2 separate regions of the Homo sapiens genome follow, and region 2 is linked to region 1. A link is a loop called in an ENCODE intact Hi-C map of the cell type or tissue named here. Cell type or tissue: endothelial cell of umbilical vein. All regions are shown on one strand. Each heading gives the region's core, and the rest is flanking DNA. Links, peaks and the distances in the headings are about the cores only. Region 1 overlaps COL8A1 (collagen type VIII alpha 1 chain). Region 2 overlaps COL8A1 (collagen type VIII alpha 1 chain).

The links. A loop is a pair of places that touch in the nucleus more often than their neighbours do. Peaks named below come from ENCODE experiments on the same cell type or tissue, not always from the same donor. Only the 100,000 strongest peaks of a DNase experiment are listed, where the experiment ranks them.
Region 2: a loop joins it to region 1, with 6 times the contacts of the local background. A loop is called at or near these places in 8 of 110 quality-filtered maps.

The regions. Positions count from the first base shown.
Region 1 is chr3:99,684,533-99,689,080 of GRCh38, reverse strand. The region is part of intron 1 of COL8A1 (collagen type VIII alpha 1 chain); the gene reads right to left. Among named protein-coding and RNA genes, the nearest start is that of COL8A1, 48 kb to the right of the region's middle. RefSeq lists enhancers at 1,945-2,004, 2,055-2,144. In endothelial cell of umbilical vein, for the core only: a CTCF peak has its summit at 1,883 (motif pointing right); a DNase peak (open chromatin) is centred at 1,890.
Region 2 is chr3:99,746,290-99,750,518 of GRCh38, reverse strand. All of the region lies in intron 2 of COL8A1 (collagen type VIII alpha 1 chain), which reads right to left. Among named protein-coding and RNA genes, the nearest start is that of CMSS1, 69 kb to the left of the region's middle. In endothelial cell of umbilical vein, for the core only: a CTCF peak has its summit at 2,291 (motif pointing right); a DNase peak (open chromatin) is centred at 2,338; H3K27ac peaks cover 817 bases.

The DNA.
Region 1 (4,548 bases), core at 218-4,217:
TTGCCTTAAAGGGGCCATTACAATAATTTGGCTGCTTTCTGTGTAGAATAGTGGTTCTCTACTGAGGGTGATTTTTGTCCATCTATGGGACATTTGGCTATGTGTGGAGACACTTTTGATTGTCACAGCTGGGGAGGGGAGAATGTCTATGGGCATCTAGTAAAAGTCCAGGGATGTTTCTAAAACTCTCACAATGCACAGGTCAGCCTCCTACAGCAAAGAAATATCTGGTCCAAATTTCAATAGTGCTGAGGGTGAGAAATCCTGAGTTGGACTGACTTAGGCAGGAAGAATTGAACATGATGATGACGGAGCTCAATCACACGGGCTCACTGGGCATATTTGAACAAAATTTTTAATGCTGCCAATGCATTATTTTCCTTCAGAGATGAAGTAATAATAATACAGTAAACTAGCCGTGGTATGCTGAATAATGAACCTCCCAAAATGTTCATGTCTCAATCCCCAGAATCTATGAATATATTGTTTTCCATGGCAAAGGGGACTTTGCAGGTGTATTAAGTTAAGGATCTTGAGATCCTGAGATGGGGTGACTATCCTGGATTGCTTGGGTGGGCCCAATCTGATCACCAGGGTTCTTATAGAGGGAGGGTAAAAGTCAGAAAGGAAGATGTGCTGCCGAAAGCAGAGGTTGGAACGATGCGCTCTGAAGTTGGAAGAAGAGTCCACAAGATAAGAAATGCAGGCAGCTTCAGAAGCTGGAAAGACAAGGAAACATTTGCCCCAGGAGCCACCAGAAGGAATGCAGCCCTATTGACACCTTGGTTTTAGCTCTGTAAAACTTTTGTGGATTTCTGATCTCCAGAATGGTAAGATACTAAATTTGTGTTGTTCGATGACACTAAATTTGTGGTGGTTTGTTACAACAGTAAGCAAGAAATACATTATCATTTGGCATAATTTGAGAGCAGATATGTGTTTCCACATATAACATAAATAGATTTCATATTTTCACTGTATTAAAACACAAAACACAGCTAAACCTATAGCTATTTGGAACATTTTATTCCAATGTTTGGGAGGCATTTTGGGATTTTGCATGAATATTGATGATCATACGGGTGAAGTGCTGGTGGATGTAACAGCTGGTTGATAGAATCCTAAATAAGCCAACTCTCTTGTGCTGCTTTCTTTTACGGGCACTTTATGGGGATAATAATCCATCAAGTATGTTGGAAGATGCAGAGTACAAGGAACTATTGTGACAGTAGCTGAACAACTATTTGCAAAATTGCCAAAATGATAAACATTTATTATGCTCTTGCTTAAATGGTTTCATTAATTTTTACAACTATGTTAAGCTGGTTGTTATTATAATGTTATTAGTATAATACATTTCTCACCAAATCCTCAGTGAAATGCTGCTTTTCAGTTTGAACCCTGAATAAAGATGGTGTCAGTTTTCCCTGGTCTGTATCAGCTACGTGTGCAAGCAATTGGATGATATTAAGAGCACAGCAGAGTCTTCTACTGCCAGCACCTAGTGTATATATTCCTAGGTGCTCTGGTGTGCACATCCGCAGCTTCCTGCCCAGGCATAGCTCCCCACTCTCAACCTCATCGCATGGAGTGCAATTCTCTCATCTACTCCTCTCCATTTGTGACATGTGAAAGTTTTACACACACACACACGTGAACAGATAAGGATAAGTAACATTTGCATGATGCCTAACAGCACACAAAGTGCATTTTGCCTCCATTATCATACAATCCTTAGCACAAACACTGTTATTATCAATATTTTGCAGATTAGGAAATATGGGCTAAAAGAGTTTCAGTGACTTGTCTAATGTCAAAAAGGCAATAAGTAGTTGAGGAAAGACTTGAATTTTAATTCTTTGACCTGGAAACCATTGGTTGGTCTGCCGCTAGGTGGCTCCACATTGCCTTTGGATTTTCAGAGATGGACAGTTACAGGCCGGATGCCGTGGCTCCTGCCTGTAATCCCAGCACTTTGGGAGACTAAGGCAGGAGGATCGCTTGAGTGCAGGAGTTCAAGACCAGCCTGGGCAACATAGCGAAACTCCCTACTCTATAAAAAACAAAAAAATTGGCTGGGTGTAATGGCTCATGCCTGTAATCCCAGCACTTTGGGAGGGAGGCAGGGGTTGCAGTGAGCCAAGATCGTGTCATTGCTCTGCAGCCTGGGCAGCAAGAGTGAGACTCTGTCTCAAAAACAAACAAACAGAACCCCCCCCAAAAACAAACAAACAAAAATTAGCCAGGCATGGTGGCATGTGCCTGTAGTCCCACCTACTTGGGAGGCTGAGATGGGAGGATCACCTAAGGCTAGGGAGGCTGAGGCCACAGTGAGCTGTGATCACGCCACTGGGTGACAGAGTGAGGCCCTGTCTTAAAAAAGAAAAAAAGTAATAAGAGATGAGCAGTTATAGAGCTCAGCTAAAGTCATTGTGATGATCACACTGAGCACTTATAGCAGGAGTGCCCACTGTGTGGTCCAGTCCACTTGCTCCTAATGTTCTCTTGCTCTGAAGACTGTATTCCTTTGCCTCTGGGCCTTGAGAGACCTCCTACTGAATCTTCACTGTTCTTCTTAGGATAGGATAAGGAAGGCATTTCTTTGACTTCTGGTTTTCATAAGACCCTCTCCCCAGGGTCTTTCCTCCTTTGTGAATTCAATCTTTCTCTAAATTTACTCTCTCTGAAATCTATTAAATAAAGCAACTTGGAGTGTAATAAATGATTAGCTACTTTATTGTTCTCTTTTCTTTGTTTTCATACATTGTTAACAAGGTTTATACTAAATTGAATGAAATGTATCATTAGTATTACATAGTGTATTGTAGTAAATTATATTAAAAGATGTCTGCAGGTCTTTGGTAAAAAATGTAACTAATGGTAAAAAATGGTTCTATTATTATTTTGAGGATGCGACATGTTGTTTAAATTTACTGTGCATTGTCTGGGAAATTTTAGGACTTATTTAGGGCTATGTGATTAGTTCTGATGAAGTGAGTTGATGCTTGGTTACAATTGATTACAATGATTTTGGTTTTGTGTGGATTTTTCAAAACTAGCTACCTCTAGGAGATTTTGTCCTACTACTTGATGAGGGAGATAATATTAAGATTTATTAGAGCCAAAAGTATTTTATGTAATATTGAAAACAACAAAGATAAAAATAAAACCTCTCATATGGTTAAAAATGTTGCCAACTCCCTTGCTATGTGCCTCACATGGGTAAAGTAGTCTGACTATTATATTCATATTTATTTAATCACAGAGAACTGCCATGGTAAATAAACTAGCACTCTTATTAAGAACTTACTCTATTTATTACCATATTGTAGACTTAAATAAATAAAATCAACATGATTTGGCCATAGGCTTTTAGTATCCAGAGGAAAGTTCTGTATGTATGGATTGAAAACAAAATCATTTACACTATGTGGAAAGGTATCAGAAGAAGAATTCTAAATGGAAAACCAACATAGGAGAATTAATAAAAAGACTCTACAATTCCATAACATGAGACAGAGAGAAAAGGTAGAAAAAATACCTATTGCGAAAGGGCATAGTATAGACTGTGCAGGGACGGGTGAGTCTCACTTCTTAACTTCACGTTGACACGTTTATGTTTGGCAAATTTCTAAGATCATGCAGAAACTAAAAAAGACATAAGATTAGCAAGGATAGAAATAATATATTAACTTTACTATCCAGTATAATGTGACTAATAATATTATTTCATGATTCTACATAGAAAATTAAAAGTAGAAGCCTGAAATGTATGGCATTTGGAAGATATTAAGATTTGGGGCATACCAAAAGCATGTAAATTCTTATTCCTTCTCATTGCTTTTGATGATGGTAAGACAGTGTTAAGAAGTATTCCTTTCCATTAGCTTCCAATGCTGTATTTTGCATCATCTGCATTTGTTTTCTTAGAGTCTGAGCTTTCATTTTAGTTGGTTGATGTCATTTTTTTCTGAGTTTTTATTATATTAAGAATAAATTTATTCCTCAGAATGAGGTACTAAAATGGTATATTAACATTTTTAAAGACGGTAAAATCTGCAAACTACTCAGAAAGATTTACTTTATGAATAGCATAGTTCAGTTTTAAGTATCACTGGAGGAAGTGGGTAGAAAAGCAATGCCTTTCATTCTCCCCTCCCAACTGCAATTACGCCAGCAAATAGGATGATAATTCAGTCATGCTAATCCAGTCCAAAAATATTTCCATTTCTTTTAAGAGTGAGACCTTGAGATCCACTTGAATTCTTGTACCGCCTCTTCTTCCCAGTGCCTTTTTAAATTTTGGCAACTTTTTGCAATTAGGTAATGGAAGCACAATTCCCGTTCAGAAAATTACTCTACAAGGAGCCAAATTCAGACATTATAAAGTAAACATACAACTCTACCTTAAGAAATGATTCCATCATTAAAATAAATACTGACAATTCACAAATAGCAATGGGAAACGGGTTATTGAGATCTGACTACTGTCCATTTCAGCAGGAAAAAGATGAACAACTGGGTTGAATTGAGTGATAAACTCTTAAT
Region 2 (4,229 bases), core at 230-4,229, 61 kb before region 1:
TTTTCTGTTTACCAATTATAAAAGCAATATATGTTTTTTTGAAAAATTTACAAAAGAGTATACATGAGGGCACAAAACTGTCTAAAATTCTGCCACCCAGAGTTGGCTATTAATATTTTCTTTTTATTTAATTCTAGGTAAACATGAACATTAGGAAACTGGGGCCAGGTGTAGTGGCTCACGCCTGTAATCCCAGCACTTTGGGAGGCTGAGGTGGGCGGATTCCTGGAGATCAGGAGTTCAAGACCAGCCTGGCCAACATGGCGAAACCCTGTCTCTACTAAAAATACAAAAATTAGCCAGGTGTGGTGGTGTGCACCTGTAGTTCCAGCTACTCAGGAGGCTGAGCCAGGAGAATTGCTTGAACCCAGGAGGTGGAGGTTGCAGTAAGCCAAGATCATGCCACTGCACTCCAGCCGTGGCAACAGAGCAAGAATCTGTCTCAAAAAAAAAAAAAAAAAAAAAAAAAGAAGAAAAAAAGAAAAAGAAGTTGGCAACAAGTTATACATTCTATTTTGAAATATTCTTTAAACAATTAATATATAGTTAACTCATGCATAATTTTAAATCTCTACCTTCAAAGATAACTTATCACTATTATTGTATAAAAGTTTATAAAACTCTTTAGTTTTCATTATTTTGTGATTTTCTTAGAGCCATTTTGATTTAGGTTCCTTTTGTTTGTTTGCTTTCATCTCTCCTTGTTCTAGAAAATATTTATGGTAATTTCAGCACCTCTTCTTCCAAGTGAGTATAATGGAGGAAAGCAAACCTCTGAAATTCAAACTATGTAGTTTATTTTTTAATTTTTTTTTACATAAGACCTTTGCTTTATGAACAATAGGTAAATTTTAACAAACAGGAATAGCACTATAAAGATTTCTATTGGAACATAAAGAAACCCTTTAGAACATGAATAGTGACTCCCCTTCTATTTAGTCATAAGTATGCATTTTTCAAAAGCATGTTCATAAACCTATCAATCAGTGTTCTCTTTGAGAGTAGAGCTCTGGTCTTACTGCTCAATATTCCCTCAGTGTCTAGAACTGTTCCTGATCCATTGCATTTTCTAGGTAGATGCTTGTGGAGCTTAAATGAATAAAATAAAATCAATTCCAAATATTCTTACACTGTCATGATAGGTTGAGTTATGATTTTAAATTGCTTTGAAATAAGAAGCAGTAGTGGTTAAGACCTTTGGTTCTGTTCCCTCTTGCTGATTTTCAAAGCCCTGTAAAGATGAAGTGAGAGAACCTTGGTGTAACTCTTAGCATGGTACTTGAGCCCACATAATAACTGCCAAATAGATGCTAGTTTTTAGTTATCTGAGCTATTTTTTACTATACATATTTTTTCTTCTAAATAAGAACTCATTTTTCCTGAGGACTTTCAGTTAGATTGTTCCATAACAGAAATAAGCTATTTATTTAGGGATTGTATGTAAAATATCTTAATGACTTTGTAGGTAGAATAAAACATACTGTACAACAAAGTTATATATAATTATTATTTTACATAGTATATATCAGCCTAACAGTTTAATGTCTCATTCATTCATAATGTTTAATGGGAACATATTTGAAAATAAAGAGTGCTATAGAGCCATACTAATTTATAGTTCTTGCCATAGCACTTTTACTTCGAAGTCTCTCAAGTATTCAACGGTATAAAATGGACCCTTTTAATGAATGAGCAATTTGGGGCATCAACTAATGAAGCCAGATTTTTTCCTGCATGTGGAAGATGTGTGAGAATGCCCAAATCATTGCTGCTAATCTACCTTGCCCTCTATTTGACAGCATCTTAGGGAATTTGTATCAGCTACATCAAGCCAGGTACATAAACAAGTCCAGTACTGTGAAATTAGTATGTGGGCTCTGAACAGTGGAATCCTCTGGTCAGTGCTGTCGCATAGGGACAATGTGAGTCAAATATCAACTTTATGTTTTTTATTATCATATTAATAAGTAAAAAGAAACAGGTGAAATTAATTTTATTAAACCATATTTGGTAATATTTATTAATATATTTATACTTATTACTTTTATTTAACTCAAAATATTAAAAATATCATTTCAACATGCAATCAATATATAAAGTATTGATGAGACATTTTACATTCTGTTTTTCATTCCAAGTCTTAGAAATTTGGTGTATATTTCACACTCACAGCACATCTCAATTGGGACTAGCCACATTTCATATGCTCAGTACCAGAATGTGGTTAGTGGCTATCATATTGAACAGTGCAGCTATAGTCATTCCTGCTTTGCCACCATTGGAGGTGCCAGAGGGTGGCAATGTGGTGTAGAGGAAAGACAAAGACCAGCCGGGAATCTTAGACTATGACTGTTCCTGACTTGAAAAAGTGATTTAGTTTCACTGGGTCTCAAATTCCTCCTCTTTATAATGGGGATCGTTAATAACTGCCATACTCTTTTCAGGAAGCTGCGGGGAAGATTAAATAAGATATTGTATGTGAAAGTGCTCTGTTAGATCATAAAACACCATACACATGTAAAGCATTATTAGCTCTTTTGTTGTAGATTTACTCTCATGACTTGCCCAAGGCCACATTCCAAGTTGGTAGGAGAATGAAGGATAGAATCTGGGGCTTCTGACTTCCAGCCATCTGCTTCAGCTAAAGGCTATTCATACCAAGCTAGTTTTAAAATTTCTTTTTATTTTTAAAAGTCTTTTTATTTTAAAAAATTGAGGAAGGAAGACAGTGGCAGTAACAAGTAAATTCCATATTGAACAGTAAGGGTCTTCTTGGCCACAGTCATAATGTTCTGCAGTAAAATTATATGTACAGAATATTTATATACTTATATACTCAGAATTACAGTCATCAAAAATTGGAGTTTATTGCTGTCGTATAATATAAAATCCCGTGTTCTTCAAAGTTTCAAACAACTTTTAAAATGAACTGTGGTTTCCCCACTCTATTTATTTCCAAAGTGTAGTACAACCACAAGAAAGCCCTTCCGTAGTGGGCTTGATTAATAAAACAGATATGGATCAATTCAACAGGTTTTCCGTGGATATTTTTGGTTACAGATGTAGCTCATTAATTCCCATGTGTGGGACACCACCTCTCTAGTGTAAATCCAAGAGACACATTAATAGCTGAACAAAAAATGGGAATAATTCAGTTCAACCCATATTATTTAGTACATACTATGTGTAAGGCACATTAGGTATCTTAATGAGCAAAAAGCTTGTTTTTATGATGATTGTTGCTTAGAGGTATATGTTATTTAACTTGAGGAAAATATATAATCTGTCTACCAAAATGTCTATGTTCTATCATTCAGGAATCTATATTTTTGGAAGGTAAAAGGATCAGAAAGAAAACTCTAGATTATTAAAAATAATTAAAAAAGTTACATTCTGTGCTTTTGGAGGGCATGCAAAAGATTAGTTATCATGATCTATTTCCATTTTCTTAATTGTATGCCTATCATGGTGTTCATATTTAAGCTTTTTTGGTCATTATCTACATTTGTTTCAAATACATTTCTTCATAGAACTTAATAAACTACATAAAACATTAAGAGTTTTATACTATGTCAAGTTAAACCAAGTCCATTTTCACTAAGAAAAAGGTGTACATTCAAAAAATTCTTTATTATTTTTTCAATCAAAATTCATTTAAAAATACTTTCAGCTGGTTATTTTCACTGACAAACTTATCATTTGTAAGCTTCAGGCCTGCCTGAATTGATGACCATGTTGAATAAATGTGATTTTTATTTTTACTGCTGAATCATTGCTGATGACCATTGAATGAAATAGTTTATTGAATGGCCTTTAAGTTTTATTGCTTTTGCACCCTAGTTTAAAAACAAAGAGCTTAATTTCTTAAAAGTTCAATAAAATGTATTTTTGATATTTCCACCAGAACTTTACAAGCAATTTCTCTCCTCTGCCCTTTAATAACCACCTTCTGCATTTTTATGATTTAGTTTAACATTATTATTATACTTTTTTTACTGGGAGAGCTCATCAATGCCCTTGGCAGTAAGATTTTGTTACAAGAAATCCAGAAGCCGAGCCTATCACTGGTTGCAACAATTACAAAGTTTCTCTGGGTTGAGTTCAGAGGCTTACTCTGACATTATGGCTGTTACCCACATCATGCCTCTTTCCTCAGTTTTTCTAATATCCACGAGTCCTATAATCTGCTGCTTCAATGAGCATGTATTTTTTTATTCCCTGGGTTTGCA